Linked DNA regions of Homo sapiens: region 1 is linked to region 2. The links are chromatin loops, found by intact Hi-C in ENCODE. Cell type or tissue: PC-3. All regions are shown on one strand. Links, peaks and the distances in the headings refer to the core of each region. The heading gives the core; the rest is flanking DNA.

Region 1 (9,248 bases), core at 980-8,979, 160 kb before region 2:
GCCTCTTGGATGGTGTATCCTACAGTGTAAGCACTAAACTGAAGAGGCAGTGACCTGAGCACTTTGGATTTTGTTCATTGTAATCAATTCCATGACAAAATGATTGCATGAGAAGGAATTTTAAATTCATAGGATCAGAATTTAGGTGAAAACAACCAGCATATTTGTTTCTTCACCCTCTCACCTAGAATTAGCTTTGACCTACAGGTCACAGTGCAATCCCCTTGTATTTCTAAGGTGTTTTTTATAGTTCATTTGCAGACAATGGGTTATGTGATAACTTTTATCAGTGATAGATTAAACAGAATAATGACCAAGCTTTCAACCTTAAGGAGTCAGGCCAGTATTTACAAAAGGAGGTCTCCATGAACTCCTTAAATATGAGTTCCCCTAATATCATCTTGCCAGGTACTAAATAACAACTGATAGCACAAGCTATAGGGAATTTGAAAGAATTCCATGGATGGGTGTTGTCTAGGGCCTTTTGTTGTTTTTGAGACGGGGTCTGACTCTCACCCAGGCTGGAGTATAGTGTGGCGCAATCTTGGCTCACTGCAACTTCTGCCTCCCAGATTCAAGCGATTCTCCTGCCTCAGCCTCCCAAGTAGCTGAGACTACAGGTGTGCACCACCATGCTCAGCTAATTTTTGTATTTTTAGTACAGATGGGGTTTCACCATGTTGGCCAGGCTGGTCTTGAACTCCTGATCTCCCAAAGTGAGGTCTTGAACTGGTCTTGAACTCCTCCACCTCCCAAAGTGCTGGGATTACAGGCGTGAGCCACTGCACCCGGCCTAGGGCCATGTAAAAAGCCAGATCTGTGCTGCTGTCTGTGTAGAAGGGTAGACAAGTGGATGAGAAGTTCCTGAACTATTCTTGGCCCTTTTACCACTAAGTGAAAGTAACTTGCTGCCCCAAAGAAAGATGTCTCATCATTCGACAGGACTTTCTAGTTGAACTTCATGAAAGCAAGAGATCCTGTTTTTCTTGCTCACCACTGTATCTTGAGACCTGTTGTAGTGCCTGCAATACTTATTTAATAAGTTATTTTTAAGTATCAGTTTTGTGAGCTTTAACTCTATGAGGTCTTTGTTGTTTGACTGTATTTTAACTCTGGCCATGACAGCAAGACAAAGTTCCATTTTTATTGAGCTTAAAAAGAATCAAGGCCAGGTGAAGTGGCTTACGCCTGTGATCCCAACACTTTGTGAGGCTGCAGCAGGAGGATCTCTTGAGCCCAGGAGTTTGAGACCGTTCTAGGCAATGTAGTGAGGTCCAGACTCCACAAAATAATTTTTTTTTAAATTGCACGCCTGTAGTCTCAGCTATCAGGAGGCTGAGATGGGAGGATGACTTGAGCCCAGGAAATTGAAGCTGCAGTGAATTGTGATTGCACCACTGCACTCCAGCCTGGGTGACAGATCAAGACCTTGCCTAAACAAAACAAAACAAACAAAACCCCAAAAAACAAATTGAAAATGTTGATTCTTTTTACTACAAACATTATGGCAGCACTAAAAACTTCGTGGGAGTGTACTGTGGAAAATAGTGTACTTAATTAATTCTCATTGTAATCAGGCTACCAAGAGCCTTGTGTTGCTTTAAGAGTTATAACTGCCAGGCACAGTGGCTCATGCCTATAATCCCAGCACCTTGAGAGGCCGAGGCAGGTGGATCACCTGAGATCGGGAGTTTGAGACCAGCCGGGCCAATATGGTGAAACAAGCTGTGTCTCTACTAAATACAAAAAATTAGCCGGGCGTGGTGGCACATGCCTGTAATCCCAGCTGCTTGGGAGACTGAGACAGGAGAATTGCTTGAACCTGGAAGGCGGAGGTTGCAGTGAGCTGAGATTGCAACATTGTACTCCAGCCTGGGCAACAAGAGGGAAACTCCATCTCAAAAAAAAAAAAAAAGTTGTAACTGAGGCTGGGCATGGTGGCTCATACCTGTAATCCCAGCACTTTGAAAAGCCGAGGCAGGTAGATCACTTGAGCTCAGAAGTTCGAGACTAGCCTGGGCAACATGACAAAACCCCATCTCTACAAAAAATACGAAAAATTAGCTGGGCGTGGTGGCATGCACCTGTAGTCCTAGCTACCTGGGAGGCTGAGGTGGGAAGATTACTTGAAGCTGCAGTGAGCCATGGTTGTGCCACTGCCCTCCAGTCTGGGCAACAAAGTGAGACCCTGTCTCAAAAAAACAAAAAAAAATTATAACTGATGTAAACTGGCAGTTTAGGCTGGGTGTGGTGGCTCAAGCCTGTAATCCTAGCACTTTGGGAGGCCAAGGCAGGTGGATCACCTGAGTTCAGGAGTTCGAGACCAGCGTGGCCAACATGGTGAAACCTTGTCTCTATTAAAAATACCAAAATTAGCAAGATGTGGTGGTGGGTGCCTATAATTCCAGCTACTCAGGAGGCTGAGGCAGGAGGATCGCTGGAGCCAGGGAGGCAGAGGTTACAGTAAGCAAAGATCACTCCACTTCACTCCAGCCTGGGCAAAAGAGTGAGACATATCAAAAAATAAACAAATAAATAAATAAATAAGTGGCAGTTCATCATTTAACTCCAAAGACTTTGCGTACATTTCTACTGAAAACAATCTGAGCTGATTAGAACCCTGCCATTTTATAGCCTTTAGCTCGATCTCCGACCGTTCATTTAAAAAAATTCTACTTCAGGCCGGGCATGGTGGCTCAAGCCTGTAATCCCATCACTGTAGGAGGCCAAAGTGGGCAGATCACTTAAGGTCAGGAGTTTGAGACCAGCCTGGCCACCATGGTGAAACCCCATCTCTACTAAAAATACAAAAATTAGCCGGGCTTGGTGGTGAGCACCTGTAATCCCACCCTGCCGAGTGGCAGGCTGAGGCAGGAGAATCGCTTGAGCCCAAGAGCCGGAGGTTGCAGTGAGCCAAGCTTGCACCATTGCACTCCAGCCTAGGCAACAGAGTGTGACTCCATCTCAAGAAAAAAAAAATTCTATTTCATTTTACAATATGCAGATATATGTCCATACACATGCATAATATAAATGTATACCATATTTGTGAGAATATGCATATATGTACACATTAGATACACAATACAAGCACAATACATATGTCTTTTGCCCAAGATACAGCATTTTGTAAAGGAGACAGGAATTTAGTAATATATGTTCCAGAAACAGTACACAAGAGAATTCGCCGAGATGAGAAAGTTGTCACTAGGAATGGGGAGTGGTAAGATGTAGAAGGTATAATTGTTCTTAAAGTTCTACTGCCAACTCTTTCCAATTAATTACCCACTCTGCCATGCTTTATGGACAGGAGGTTGTCGGACACTGTCAATTAATAAATATTTGAGCATGATACACTGCTTGGAGCTCCTCTAATATAGGAGAGTGATATCCTAGTGCATGTTACAGAGGGAGTGTCCACACAGTTCCTATTGTCATTTGATGAGTTACTTTTCAGGGGCCTTGTACCTGAGCAAGTTGTCCTCTTTTTGATGGATTTCAGATTGAGTTACCTGCATTGTCTTGAGATTGCAGCGTGTTTCCTCCACTGTACGGCGTAGTCAGCAGATCTATTAGTTAAACTCCAGTGGGCCCTCAGTCACTAAATCTATCCTCTGTGTTGAAGGCTTTCTGCATTTGCCTTTCAATAAAGGTTTAGAATAACTCCTTCTCTGTGACTCTGTTTTACTCCTCTATTGACAGTAAATTGAATCAGCATTTAAGATGTGAAAAAATTAATAATCAAATGAAATGGGGGTCAAATAGGCACTAGTTTGGTGTGTTGGGGAAAGCATATGAATGAGGGGTGGTCAAGTGAATGGTCAAGTCTCCTTTATGACCCTCCTTTTATAGCTAAAGGTTGTCACTGGCAGCACCAAAAGGAAGGGGACTCCTGGGCCCATTGCTATGTATCCCAGTTTATTCTCAAATGATTTTGTGAGCTGTTTTGGTAACTGTTTAAATAAGGCTACAGAATGAAATGTAGTATCACATTGTGGGAGGAGAGGGAAAAGGATTCCTTTTTTCGTTTTTTGGAAGAAGTGAACACTTGCCTGGACTCTGGGAAGGAACCTGTGATCTAATTAGCTAAATTTAGAGAGACAGTACAGTAAGAGAATGCACTTTTCCAGAGCTTCCTTTGCAAGAGAGGATCCATCTCTTCAAACAATCTACCACCAGGCTCATTCCTAGGTGGGCCTAAGATCCAGAAACTACCAATCTATTAACATTTTTATATAAATACTGCTATGGCATAGCACTTAGCCAAGGAAGCCTTCAATAAATGTTTGTTGTTTACATTATCAGAGAAAGGTCACTACTATGTCACTGGCTAAAGAAAGTAGGTAGAAGGCTGGGGTGTGAGGCCTATTAATCATAGTATTAATCATAGGTATTAAAGGTTTGTGTATGAGCTGCCTCACTCCTGCAGTAAATTCCAAATTACTTAGTTCAGAAATATCCTCCTCTTCCTGATGCCAAATGCAGGGCCTTTGGGGTGGTCATCTGAAATGCTATGTCCTGGAAGCTGCTGAGTTTCCAGGTTCTTCCCTTCTCTTGGAAGAGGATGGTTGGGAATATACTTAGATTATCTGTGTCATTAAGTGATTCACTCCTCCAGGAATTGACACCATTCTTTACAAAATCAGCCTGAGATAAGCTATGACATCCCCAAAATTCCTTCCAAATTTGGAATTTTATGCTGTGAACCATCACACCCAATATTGAAGTTAAGCAGTTTTTGGTTAAATGTGCTACCTTAGAGGGTAAAAGAGCTCCTCCAACTTATGACTGGTTATTTGTCATCAAGGTTCACAGCTGAATTCAGTGTTGGAGAAGTTGGAAAAAGATGAACAAGCTGTTTTGTTTTGTTTTGAGACAGAGTATTGCTCTGTCGCCCAGGCTGCAGTGCAGTGTCGTGATCTCGGCTCACTGTAATCTCTGCCTCCTGGGTTCAAGGGATTCTCCTGCCTTAGCTTTCCAAGTAGCTGGGATTACAGGTATGCACCATCACACTCAGCTAATTTTTGCATTTTTAGTAGAGACGGGGTTTTACCATGTTGGCCAGGCTGGTCTTGATCTCCTGACCTCAGGTGATCTGCTCACCTCAGCCTCCCAAAATGCTGGGATTACAGGTGTGAGCCAACATGCCTGGCCATATTTTAACACAGCATTTGGGTGTCATGGAGGGGTAGGGAGGGGCATATGAGGCAGCATTTTATATTAGTAGTGATAGGAATATTTAATCATAAAATGATTTAGCATACATTTATTTCAGGTTAGGAAGAACCATTTCTCTCTGTTCCAGGGCTCTGGCTTCTGTGCTTTAGGAGTCCTAAAGCTATATAACCATCATCCTCAGGTAACTCAGCCCAGCACTTTCTAACCCTGAGGGTTTATATATCATTTAAAAGCATCGGCTGGGTGTGGTGGCTCACACCTGTAATCCCAGCATTTTGGGAGGCCGAGGCAGGCAGATCACCTGAGGTCGGGAGTTCGAGACCAGCCTAGCCAACATGGAGAAACCCTGTGTCTACTAAAACTACAAAATTAGCCAGGTGTGGTGGCGCATGCCTGTAATCCCAGCTACTCAGGAGGCTGAGGCAGGAGAATCGCTTGAACCTGGGAGGTGAGGTTGCAGTGACCCAAGATCACGCCATTGCACTCCAGCCTGGGCAACAAGAGTGAAACTCCACCTCAAAAATAAATAAATAAATAAATAAATAAATAAATAAATAAAAGCATCACAAGTGTACTATCTGTTGCTGCATAACAAATTACCCCAAAATGTAGCAGCTTAAAATAAGAAATATTTATTATCTTATACAATTTTGAAGGATCAGGAATCTGGGAGTGACTTAGCCGAGTGCTTTTGCATTGAGGTTTCTTAGCAGGTTGCAGCCAGACTGTGAGGGCTGCAGTCTCTGAAGATCTGACTGGGTTCAGTTCCTTGCCATGTGGGCCTCTTCATAGCGCTGCCCATGCCATGTCTTTTTCCGGAGTGAGTGATCCAAAGAAGAAAATGAGAGAGAGAAGCCTCAGTTCCTTTATAAGCTAATCTTGGAAGGGACATCCCATTACTTTTACCATACTTCATTTGCTAAAAGTGAATCACTAAATTTCGTCCATATTCAAGGGGAAGGGAAAGCTCCATTTCTTGAAGGAAGAGGTATCAAAGAATTTGTGGAACTATCTTTAAATTACCACAATGAGCAGTTTGGCCCTGAGAAAATAGTCAAAGTTAAAGTGTTATCCTAGGGAGAAAGGTTTTGGTTTCCTTTGATTCCTTTAATATCATAAGTCCTTTAATAATATCTTCTTGGCTGGGTGTGGCAGTTCATGTCTGTAATCCAAGCACTTTGGGAGGCCAAGGTGAGAGGATCACTTAGGCCCAGGAGTTTGAGACCAGCGTGGGCAACATAGTGAGACCCCATCTCTACAAAAATTAAAAATGGGCCGAGTATGGTAGTCCCAGCTACTTAGGAGGCTGAGGCAGGAGAATGGCTTCAGCCTGGGAGATGGAGGCTTCAGTGAGCTGTAATCCCACCACTGTACTACAGTCTGGGCAATAGAGTGAGACTGTGCCTCGAAAAAAAAAATGGCTGGGTGTGGTAGCTCACACCTGTAATCCCAGCACTTTGGGAGGCTGAGGCAGGTGGATCACCTTAGAACTCTAAAAACAACTTAGAGTTCGAGACCAGCCTGGCCAACATGGTGAAACCTCATCTCTACTAAAAATACAAAAATTAGCCAGGTGTGGTGGCAGGCACCTTCAATCCCAGCTACTCAGGGGGCTGAGGCAGGAGAATCGCTTGAACCCAGGAAGTGGAGGTTGCAGTGAGCCGAGATCGTGCCACTGCACTCCAGCCTGAGTGACAGAGTGAGAGTCTGTCTCAAAAAAAAAAAAAAAAAAAAAAAATTGAAATGCTCCCAAATCTGGGTGAGTTAGTCTCAAGAGAGATCTGAAGTTTGGTGCACATGGAACATCTAAGCTCTCTTCAGCTGATCCTCCTCATAGCCCAAAAAAGCCCAGAAGTGCCGCGTACCAGTATTTTCTTTTCATGCTGGGTTTCACCTGGCATGGCAGGCAGCATATTATTTTGCTTTTGCTTTCATAAGCCGTGTTATATAACCAACATCTTGAACAATGATGCTGAGCCAACTTAGAGGTCACAGCAGAAGGGGAGGGGAATGGGGAGGAGAACAAAGAAACAGAGAATTAGGAAGGAGAGAGAAAGACCGGAGAAGTGGAAGGGAAAGAGAAAAAAAATGGAGGCAAGACTGGAGACAGAGTGAGACTATGTAATTTCTACTGCCTGTTCATATGTTCTTGGGCTCTAGTGGACAGGATATGCTACCTGAAAAGTTCTTCTTCCCTCATTTTAGCTGGGCATCAGGTCTTCAGCTCACACTATTGGGAGGAGCTAGCTGAGTGCCAGCATCCTGCAGGAATCCCTATTGGAGGCAGCAGCTGCCTGGCATGGTGTGGCACTGACAGTTCTTGGTGGAAGGCAAACAGACATGAATGACATTGCCTCCATCTGCCCAGCCTTCATCACAACTCCATGCTGACTATATGAGTCTGGAGGCTGGTGAATGGGGAAGCACGAAAGAGCCTGGAGACCTGAGGCCTTTCTCCTATTCTGTATTTCAGAAGAACATAACTCACTATTTAATGTTTCAAGCATATAAAGAATCTTCTTTTCCCACCAGTGCATGCTCAATGGAAATTTCATTGGCTGTTGGTGCTCAAAGATGTTGGTGTGTTAATTTTTTTTTTTTTTTGGACAGAGTTTCGCTCTTATTACCCAGGCTGGAGTGCAGTGGTGTAATCTTGGCTCACTGCAACCTCCGCCTCGCAGGTTCAAGCGATTCTCCTGCCTCAGCCTCCCGAGTAGCTGGGATTGCAGGCACGTGCCACCACGCCCAACAGATTTTTGTATTTTTAGTAGAGATGGGGTTTCACCATGTCGGCCAGGCTGGTCTCAAACTCCTGACCTCAGGTGATCCACCTGCCTCGGCCTCCCAAAGTGCTGGAATTACAGCCACCATGCCCGGCCTGGTGTATGAATTTTAATCCTAGAATCTCAGAATTGAAAGTCATCCTAGGTCAGTCACCCTAAACTTATTTTGGGTTATTCTCCTCTTTGATACTCTGGTTAAAACAAAACAGCCACAAATATTCTCTCTTGAAAATATGCTTTAAATATAATTTCAGTGTGTTTAAAGTCTCCCTGAAGCTCAACCAGGGATTGGGGTTAAGAATCTCTTGTCTCCAGGTCACTCTGTTTGTTTAGGAATCTTTTGTAAAGAATCTTTTGCTGTATAGTGCTGCACTATTAGGTGGTCATCCAATATATGCTCAAACCCTCTAAGGCAGGGAGGTCAATATATAATAAGGAAGCCCTTTCCATTTATGAACTGCTTTATGATTTTCTTTATGATGAGGTCATATGTGTCTCTATGTAGCATTTGCCATTATCCTTATTTTGCCCTCTGAAACTATACAGACCAAGCCTGATGCTTCTTTCACATGGCAATCCTTGAGAGAGTTGAAGACAGGACTCACATCTCCATTGAGTCCTTTTTGTTTTTTCAGATTAAACATTCTCAGTTACTTCTGTTTCATCATGACTTCAAGATCTTTCACCTTCACTGGGAACAGTGGCTCATGCTTGTAATCCCAGCATTTTGGGAGGCTGAGGCAGGAGGATACCAGCCTGAGCAACATAGTAAGACCTCATCTCCATAAAAAAAAAACAAATTAACCAGGTGAGGTGGTGCACACCTGTAGTCTCAGCTACTCAGGAGGCTGAGGTGGGAGGATCGCTTGAGCCCAGGAGATTGAGGTTGCAGCAAGCCATGATTGCACCAGCCTGGGTGACAGAGTGAGACCCTGTCTCAATAACAACAAAAAAAGATCTTTAACCTGCCAGCTCAGCTCTCATTCCTCTAGATATTCTCTGGATTGTCAACCCAGTTCTTTAAAAGGCCAGTTCTCTAAGGCTAAGCAAATGTCTATTCAGAAGTTACACCCATAAGACCAGTCTTAGGGAACTATTCTCCGGATTGATAATCCAAAAAATATCTACAGGAATGAGAGCTGAGCTGGCTGGTGAAAGGTCTTTTTTGCTGTTGTTAAGACAGGGTCTTTTCTGAATAGGCATCAGAAGAAGCAGATGCCTATTCAGAAGACACCAAATTTCTAATTAACATAAAAATGTCACTGACTTATTTGAAGTCTTATCACA
Region 2 (9,248 bases), core at 240-8,239:
TATCCCAGAGATTCTGGTACGTTGTGTCTTTGTTCTCATTGGTTTCAAAGAACTTATTTCTGCCTTCATTTCGTTATTTACCCAGTAGTCATTCAGGAGCAGGTTGTTCAGTTTCCATGTAGCTGTGCATTTTTGAGTGAGTTTCTTAATCCTGACTTCTAATTTGATTGCACTGTGGTCTGAGAGACTCTTATGATTTCTGTTCTTTTGCATTTGGTGAGGAGTGTTTTACTTCCAGTTATGTGGTCAATTTTAGAATCAGTGCAATGTGGTGCTGAGAAGAATGTATATTCTGTTGATTTGGGGTGGAGAGTTCTGTAGATGTCTATCAGGTCTGTTGGTCCAGGGCTGAGTTCAAGTCCTTAATATCCTTGTTAATTTTCTGTCTTGTTGATCTGTCTAATATTGACAGTGGGGTGTTAAAGTCTCCCACTAGTATTGTGTGGGAGTCTAAGTCTCTTTTTAGGTCTCTAAGAACTCGCTTTATGAATCTGGGTGTTCCTGTATTGGGTGCATATATATTTAGGATAGTTAGTTCTTCTTGTTGCATTGATCCCTTTACCATTATGTAATGCCCTTCTTTGTCTCTTTTGATCTTTGTTGGTTTAAAGTCTGTTTTATCAGAGACTAGGATTGCAACCCCTGCTTTTTTATGTTTGTCATTTGCTTGGTAAATATTCCTCCATCCCTTTATTTTGAGCCTACATGTGTCTTTGCCTGTGAGATGGGGTTCCTGAATACAGCACACTGATGGGCCTTGACTCTTTATCCAATTTGCCAGTCTGTGTCTTTTAATTGGTGCATTTAGCCCATTTACATTTAAGGTTAATATTGTCATGTGTGAATTTGATCCCATCATTATGATGCTAGCTGGTTATTTTGCCTGTTAGTTGATGCAGTTTCTTCATAGTGCCGATGGTCTTTACAATTTGGCATGTTTTTACAGTGGCTGGTACCAGTTTTTCCTTTCCATGTTTAGTGCTTCCTTCAGGAGCTCTTATAAGGCAGGCCTGGTGGTGACAAAATCTCTCAGCATTGCTTGTCTGTAAAGGATTTTATTTCTCCTTCACTTGTGAAGCTTAGTTTGGCTCCATATGAAATTCTAGGTTGAAAATTCTTTTCTTTTTTTTTATTATTATACTTTAAGTTTTAGGGTACATGTGCACAATGTGCAGGTTAGTTACATATATATACATGTGCCATGCTGGTGTGCTGCACCCATTAACTCGTCATTTAGCATTAGGTATATCTCCTAATGCTATCCCTCCCCCCTTCCCCACCCCACAATAGTCCCCAGAGTGTGATGTTCCCCTTGCTGTGTCCATGTGTTCTCATTGTTCAATTCCCATCTATGAGTGAGAACATGTGGTGTTTGGTTTTTTGTCCTTGCGATAGTTTACTGAGAATAATGATTTCCAATTTCATCCATGTCCCTACAAAGGACATGAACTCATCATTTTTTATGGCTGCATAGTATTCCATGGTGTATATGTGCCACATTTTCTTAATCCAGTCTATCATTGTTGGACATTTGGGTTGGTTCCAAGTCTTTGCTATTGTGAATAGTGCCGCAAAAGAATGTTGAATATTGTCCCCCACTCTCTTCTGGCTTCTGGGATTTCTGTAGAGAGATCTGCTGTTAGTCTGATGGGCTTCCCTTTGTGGGTAACCCGACCTTTCTCTCTGGCTGCACTTAGCATTTTTCCCTCATTTCAATCTTGGTGAATCTGACAATCACGTGTCTTGGGGTTGCTCTTCTTGAAGAGTATCTTTGTGGTGTTCTCTGTATTTCCTGAATTTGAATGTTGGCCTGTCTTTCTAGGTTGGGAAAGTTCTCCTGGATACTATCCTGAAGAGCATTTTCCAACTTGGTTCCGTTCTCCCCGTCACTTTCAGGTACACCAATCAAACATAGGTTTGGTCTTTTCACATAGTCCCATATTTCTTAGAGGTTTTGTTTGTTCCTTTTCATTCTTTTTTCTCTCATCTTGTCTTCATACTTTATTTCATTAAGTTGATCTTCAATCTCTGATATCCTTTCTTCTGCTTGATCGATTTGGCTATTGATACTTGTGTATGCTTCATGAAGTTCTCGTGCTCTGTTTTCAGCTCCATCAGGTTATTTATGTTCTTCACTAAACTGGTTATTCCAGTTAGCAATTCCTCTAACCTTTTTTCAAGGTTCTTAGCTTCCTTGCATTGGGTTAGAACATGCTCCTTTAGCTCAGAGGAGTTTGTTATTACCCACCTTCTGAAGCCTCTTTCTGTCTATTTGTCAAACTCATTCTCCGTCCAGTTTTGCTCCCTTGCTGGCAGGGAGTTGTGATCCTTTGAAGGAGAAGAGGCGTTCTGGTTTTTGGAATTTTCAGCCTTTTTGTGCTGGTTTTTCCCCTTCTTCTTGGGGAAAAACCTTTTGTCTTTGATGTTGGTAACTTTGAATGGGGTTTCTGAGTGGACATCCTTTTTTTTGATGTTGATGCTATTCCTTTCTGTTTGTTAGTTTTCCTTCAAATAGTTGGACCCCTCTGCTACAGGTCCACTGGAGTTTGCTGGAGATCCACTCCAGATCCTGTTTGCCTGGGTATCACCAGCGGAGGCTGCAGAACAGCAAAGATTGCTGCCTGTTCCTTCCTCTAGAAGCTTCATCCCAGAGGGGTACCCCCCAAACGCCAGCCAGAGCTCTCCTGTATGAGGTGTCTGTTGACCCCTGCTGGGATGTGTCCCAGTCAGGAGGCACGGGGGTCCAGGTCCCACTTGAGGTGGCAGTCTGTCCCTTAATAGAGCTCGAATGCTGTGCTGGGAGATCCGCTGCTGTCTTCAGAGCCAGCAGGCAGGGACAGTTAAGCCTGCTGAAGCTGCTCCCACAGTTACCCCTTCCCCAAGGTGCTCTGTCCCAGGGAGATGGGGGTTTTATCTATAAGCCCCTGACTGGGGCTGCTGCCTTTTTTTTCAAGATGCCCTGTCCAGAAAGGAGGAATCTAGAGGCAGTCTGGCTACAGTGACTTTGCTGAGCTGCAGTGGGGTCCACCCAGCTCAAACTTCCCAGCATCTTTGTTTAAACCGTGAGGGGAAAACCGCCTATTCAAGCCTCAGTAATGGTGGACGCCCCTTCCTCCAGCAAACTGGAGCATCCCAGGTCGACTTTAGACTGCTGTGCTGGCAGTGAGAATTTCAAGTCAGTGGATCTTAGCTTGCTGGGCTCCATGGGAGTGGGATCCGCTGAGCTAGACCACTTGGCTTCCTGGCTTCAGACCCCTTTCCAGGGGAGTGAACAGTGCTCACTGGCATTCCAGGTGCCACTGGAGTGTGAAAAACAAAAACAAAAACAAAAAAACAACTCCTGCAGCTAGCTTGGTGTCTGCCCAAACAGCTGCCCAGTTTTGTGCTTGAAACCCAGGGCCCTGATGGCGTAGGCACCCAAGGGAATCTCCTGGTCTGCGGATTGCAAAGACCATAGGAGAAGCATAGTATCTGGGCTGGAATGTACCATTCCTCAGGGCACAGTCCCTCATGGCTTCCCTTGGCTAGGGGAGAGAGTTCCCCAAACCCTTGCACTTCCCAGGTGAGGTGATGCCCCACCTTGCTTCTTTTTGCCTTCCGTGGGCTGCACCCACTGCCTAACCAGTCCGAATGAGATGAGCCAGGTACCTCAGTTGGAAATGCAGAAATCACCCGCCTTCTGCATTGATCTCACTGGGAGCTGCATACCAGAGCTGTTCGTATTCTTCCATCTTGCCAGCCCAGTCCTAATTTTTGTATTTTTAGTAGAGACGGGGTTTCACCATGTTGACCAGGCTGGTCTTGAACTCCTGACGTAAGGTGATCCGCCCACCTCGGCCTCCCAAAGTGCTGGGGTTACAGGCATGAGCCACCGCGCCTGGCCCATAACACACATTTTTAAGGTTTTTGCTGTTTACTGCTCTCCTTCCTTTCATAAGTTTATATGGAGTTAAAATTCTATGATCAGTGTATGAGTGTGTTCCCCTTACACTTTTCAAACTACATATTTCCATTCTGAGTAATCCTTTTTACAGCTCATCTCAACTAGCACTCAGATCAATATTTGTCCAGTCCTGCCCTTCCTTGTCCTATGTGTACAGGACACAATGCTCCTAGCAAGAAAGTTCACACCCAGTAGGAGGAATAACAGAAGTTTTTTTGTTTGTTTGAATCTAAAAATGCTGAGGGTGATTAATTCATGAAATCTTATTTTTTTTCAAATTATATTAGACTATCCTAAAGAAAAAAAGAACAAAGGCAAAATATTTTTACCTCAACCCATTGTCATATTGATAATCTTCAACTTTCTTTCTTTTTTTTTTTTTTTTTTTTTTTTTTTTGTATTTTTAGTAGAGTTGGGGTTTCACTGTGTTTGCCAGGCTGGTCTCAAACTCATGACCTCAAATGATCCACCCACCTTGGCCTCCCAAAGTGCTGGGATTACAGGTGTGAGCCACCATCCCTGACTGATAAACTTCAACTTTCAATATGCAGATCTACTTGTACATTTGTGATTCTTCAGAAATGGGACATGGCTGCTATTTTACCTCCTTTGAAGAAATCTAAACTTCTTGAGATCAGGAACCATTCTTCTATACCTTTTATAGAATAAGTTAGAGAACCATAAGATGGTAGACCTGGAAGCAGCCTCGTATTTCTCTAGTCTGAGTTTTTCTACAGATGAGGAAAATGAGTCCCAGAAAGGTGGAAGAACTTACCCATGATCAATAGCTATTTAGAGGCCAGCTATTAGAACCTGTGTAACCTGACTCCTCTTTCAATGCTCTTACCAGTGCCTGTCCTCAAAGGTAAATCTATGAAGAAGAGAGAACACTGCCTGTCTTAAGTAGGTTAATAAAAAGCGCTTCTCCGAATCATTCTGAATTCCGTTAGCTGGACTCATACAATGTTTGTAAGACTTGAATGGAATGTCTGCTTCCAAATAGTATGGCTTTCTCATGGGTCACTGGAAGGAATTAGTCATAAATGAACTCTCAGGAAAAGGTAGGATTCATCCACCATAAGGAGTTACTGAATATCAACCAATTAAATTTTGGAGTCTATTCCATCCAAGGACAATCATTTTTGTTTTGTTGTGTTAGTGTTGTAGATCAAATCTTTTATCCTAACCTTCTGTTGGCTGGTATGTGCTCACAACTCACCATCCATCCAAAGCAGATAAATACTTCAGAACATAAGAAAAACATATTTAGTTTAATTTGTTTGCATCCTGTTTTTAAATGACTTTTTTCATGAACTGGAAACATTCAGATTAATGAAATAAAGATTTTAAATGGGGATGTACAATTAAGAAAGAGAAAACTAATTTCCAGCCACCATAAGAGGCAAAGCAGTAGCTGGGATTAAATATAAAACTTGACCAAGACTATGGTTGTCATAGAAAAAGATTAAGAAAGGGAAAAGAAACAAAAAGGAAGAAAGAAAAAGAGACAGAAGGATTGATATAGAATAATTCTCATTATCTAAGAGGAGGAGGTATTAAGTGATATAAGGTTCTCTATATCAATCTCAGAGTGGACAAAAAAGTTGAATTCTCATGACAATTTTTGATAAAAGCCAACCCCCTCCACAAAAACATAAATATAGTAAAGGCATTTATTTGAGATGGTAAGGTGATGAGGTTCAAGTTTACAGGTATTTGGTATTCCAGGCTAATCTGACAATAAAAATTAAAATATTTAGAGGTATAGATAGATATCATGTTTCTCAGACTCTTAACTAAATGCTTAATAAATATAATAAGTTCAGCTAGATTTTTGGTATGACTTGAGAGTTGAAGTTAGACTTCCAGGAAGCTGTTCTATTTTGCTAATTAAAGACAAATGCATATGCTTGGGAAACTAGATAAGTGGGTGGAAGGACATGTGTTATAGCAATAAAGGAGCCTACCAATAATCTGATGAGGAAGGAAGTCATGCTTCTTCTAAATACAGGTGACCCGCTAGGATCTATGCTTAATGAAAACTCCAAAATTTGCTGGGCTAGAATGGCATGAATATTTCAAGTTGAGCCATCACAGCTTGGGAAAAACATTTGTAAGACTTGTGTGGAATGTCTACTTCCAAGTAGCATGGCTTCCTCATGGGCCACTATAATGAATTAGACTTAAATGAACTCTCAGGAAATTGTATGATTCATCTACCATAAAGAGTTATTGGATATCAACCAATTAAATCTTGGAGGCTGTCCCATGCAAGGACAATAATTTTTGTTTTGTTGTAGTTAGTGTTTAGCTCTTTTTCCTGGTTAGTGTAATAAAACCATGCTGTCTGCATATGCACTTGGGCTGTCCACTTACAATTGGGACCTGATACTTCTAAAAGACTGTTCCTGCCTTGCTGATTTTGGCAGTGGAGTTAGAATGCAAATTTTGCAGCTCTCTCTGGGAACCTACATTGAATTATTTTACAGCTTAATTCATGACCAGTGAATGGGAGGGATGCATTCTTCCTATTAGCTAGACTTGTGAAATATTTTTAAAGGATGTTTTGATTGATTGGTTGCCTCATTGTGTTAACTGGGGGGCACCTCTCCAGAAACACTTGGTTCTGAGGCATCTTTTACAATATAAATCACAACGGGTCACTCTGTAGTCAAAAATCTTTCATGCCAGACGTGGTGGCTCATGCCTATAATCCCAGCACTTGGGGAAGTGGAGGTGAGTGGATCACTTGAGTCCAGGAGTTCGAGACCAGCCTGGCAAACATGATAAAGCCCCATCTCTGTTAAAAATACAAAAATTAGCCAGGTATGATGGCGCATGCCTGTAATACAAGCTGCTTGGGAGGCTGAGGCACAATAATCGCTTGAACCCGGGAAGCAGAGGTTGCAGTGAGCCAATATCATACCATTGTACCACACCTGGGCACAGATTGAGACTCTGTCTCAAAAAGAAATATGTGTGTGTGTGTGTGTGTGTGTGAGTGTGTGTGTGTGTATATATATATAGATAGATATATATTTCATATCCTTACCTCACTCTTAAGTGAAATCTAAAGTCTTCAACATGATCCGTTAGGCCTATGTGGTCTGGCTCTGCCTCAGTCTCCAGCCACCCGCCTTTGCTAGATAGGTCGAGGATCCTTAACCTTAAAATCCAAAATCCAAAATTCTTCAAAATTCAAAACATTTTGAATGCTGACATGACATCATAAATAGAAAATTCCACACTTGACCTTATATGATGGGTTGCAGTCAAAACAGTCAAAAGTTTGTTTCATGCACAAAACCATTAAAAATATTGTATAAAATTACCTTCAGTCTATGTGTATAAGGTGTACTTGGAACATAAATGAATTTTGTGTTTAGACTTACTATGGATATGCAGATATTCCAAAATTCAAAAAAAAACCCTAAATTTGAAACACTTCTGGTCCCAAATATTTTGGACAAGGGATAATCAGCCTGTACTAGACTTTCTTATCTGCTTTTCCACCATGAGGCTTTTACCTCAGCTGTTCCTGCTGTCTGAAATGTTCAACATCTGGATAGTTCTTTCTTGTCTTCTATGTCTCAAGTTAAATGTTCCTTCCTAACTTGCTCCAATCCCAAGTTAGTTTCTCTAATTATGCTCTGTTACTGTGCCCTGCACTTTTTCTTTGCAGTGTCTACCTCTGTTTTCAATTATGGCATTTATTTGAGTAATTATAGCTTACCAGTGAAAGACAAGTTCCAGGATTTCAGAAACCTGTTTTTTCTGCTTGATGCCGAATGCTCAGGTGACAGGAATTTAGCATTTCCTGAATGAATAGAGGTTTATAGTGTCAGGGCATTGGCTCCCTTGATTTTGGTCGGACCAGTAGGCATTGTGCTTAAAATATTGTTCTGTTTTGTTTTATGGGGTAGGTTCTTTTTTTTTTTTGTCCTGAGATGGTGTCTCGCTCTGTTGCCCAGGCTGATGTGCAGTGGCACAATCTTGGCTCACTGCAACCTCCGCCTCCTGGTTTCAAGCGATTCTCCTACCTCAGCATCCCGAGTAGCTGGGACTACAGGCACATGCCACCAAGCCCGGCTAATTTTTTGTATTTTTAGTAGAGACAGGGTTTCACCATGTTAGCCAGGATAGTCTTGATCTCCTGACCTCGTGATCCGCCCACCTCAGCCTCCCAAAGTGCTAAGATTACAGGTATGAGCCACTGCGCCTGGCATTAGTTTAAGACAAACTGTATAGCAGACATTCTTTCCTTTCCGGCACTCCCTCTACCATGCCGTCACGAAGAAACATCTTCTTCCATGGACAGTGGGAAGGGGTGCTCACTCTCTGCAGAGAGGACATATGGGAACCCAGGTGCATGATCCAGGGCAGCATCTTCTTAGCTCAGAGGAGGGGTTGAGCTGTCTTGGAGGGCTGGGTAGAGTCAGGACCCAGTCAGCAAAAACCTGCATCATCTGGGTGCCACCCATGCCAGGAACAGTTAGCAGTAGCCACCTGCCCTTTCTCCCTTAGGGCAGCTATGGGCTGACACCTGAATGCTCCCTAGAGCCTCTAGACCTGAGGCCACCCTCAAGAGCAGTGTCTTCTGAGGGGAATAAGTGACCAAAAGGGATAGAAGCCTGGTAATGGCCTGTAATCAGTTTTTACACTAAAGGGAAAAAGTAGTTTAACCTAAGGTCTTCCTACTTCTTCATCCACCAAGGCTGAAAAAGTAAATATTATTTCATTAGGGTTTTAAGTTGACCTGAAGAAAGGAGGACCAAAAATGCTGTATCCTTGTGGGAGATGTTGTGTGCCAAGAAGAGCCAGGGCAGGTGGCGTAGTAAAAGCACAGGGCCAGAGAGTCAGGAGGTCTGGGTTTGAGTCTTTGGTTCAGGCCTCATCACCTTAGTCACTTCCCCTCTCTGGCATCCTCAATTTCCTCATTTTGAAGTGAGGGGCCTGAGTGAGATAACAACTAAGATCCCTGCTGAGTTAATGCAATATTACTTTAAAAAAGAAGAGAGAAAGAAGGGATGGAAGGAGAAAAAAATGGGAGGGAAGAAGGAAGGAAGGTGGGATCAGCAAGTAGAGTAGTAGAATAGAATTAATTTAACTATAAGTGACAGGAAACTCTAAATAACAGGGACAAGCAAGTTTGAGGCTTATTTTTCTTTCACATGAAAGTCTAGAGATTGGCTAAAAGGGAGGGTCAGGGACCCAAGTTTCTTCTATCTTGTTACTCTGTCCAGCATGGCTTCCATTGCCAAGTTTGTATCATGATCCAAGATGGTGGCCAGCCATCTACTTACAC

Evidence for each region. A loop is a pair of places that touch in the nucleus more often than their neighbours do. Peaks named below come from ENCODE experiments on the same cell type or tissue, not always from the same donor. Only the 100,000 strongest peaks of a DNase experiment are listed, where the experiment ranks them.
Region 1: it touches region 2 in a loop (4-fold over the local background); 2 of 110 quality-filtered maps call a loop at or near these places.

What each region holds. Positions count from the first base shown.
Region 1 is chr1:182,372,514-182,381,761 of GRCh38, reverse strand. It overlaps GLUL (glutamate-ammonia ligase), which reads left to right. Exons shown (of 7, transcript NM_001033044.4): 7 at 1-3,664. Among named protein-coding and RNA genes, the nearest start is that of GLUL, 15 kb to the left of the region's middle. RefSeq lists a silencer at 294-588. In PC-3, for the core only: no CTCF peak of the experiment used is centred there; a DNase peak (open chromatin) is centred at 4,401; H3K27ac peaks cover 1,411 bases.
Region 2 is chr1:182,212,956-182,222,203 of GRCh38, reverse strand. All of the region lies in intron 2 of LINC01344 (long intergenic non-protein coding RNA 1344), which reads left to right. Among named protein-coding and RNA genes, the nearest start is that of LINC01344, 96 kb to the left of the region's middle. In PC-3, for the core only: no CTCF peak of the experiment used is centred there; DNase peaks (open chromatin) are centred at 4,023 and 4,923; H3K27ac peaks cover 3,520 bases.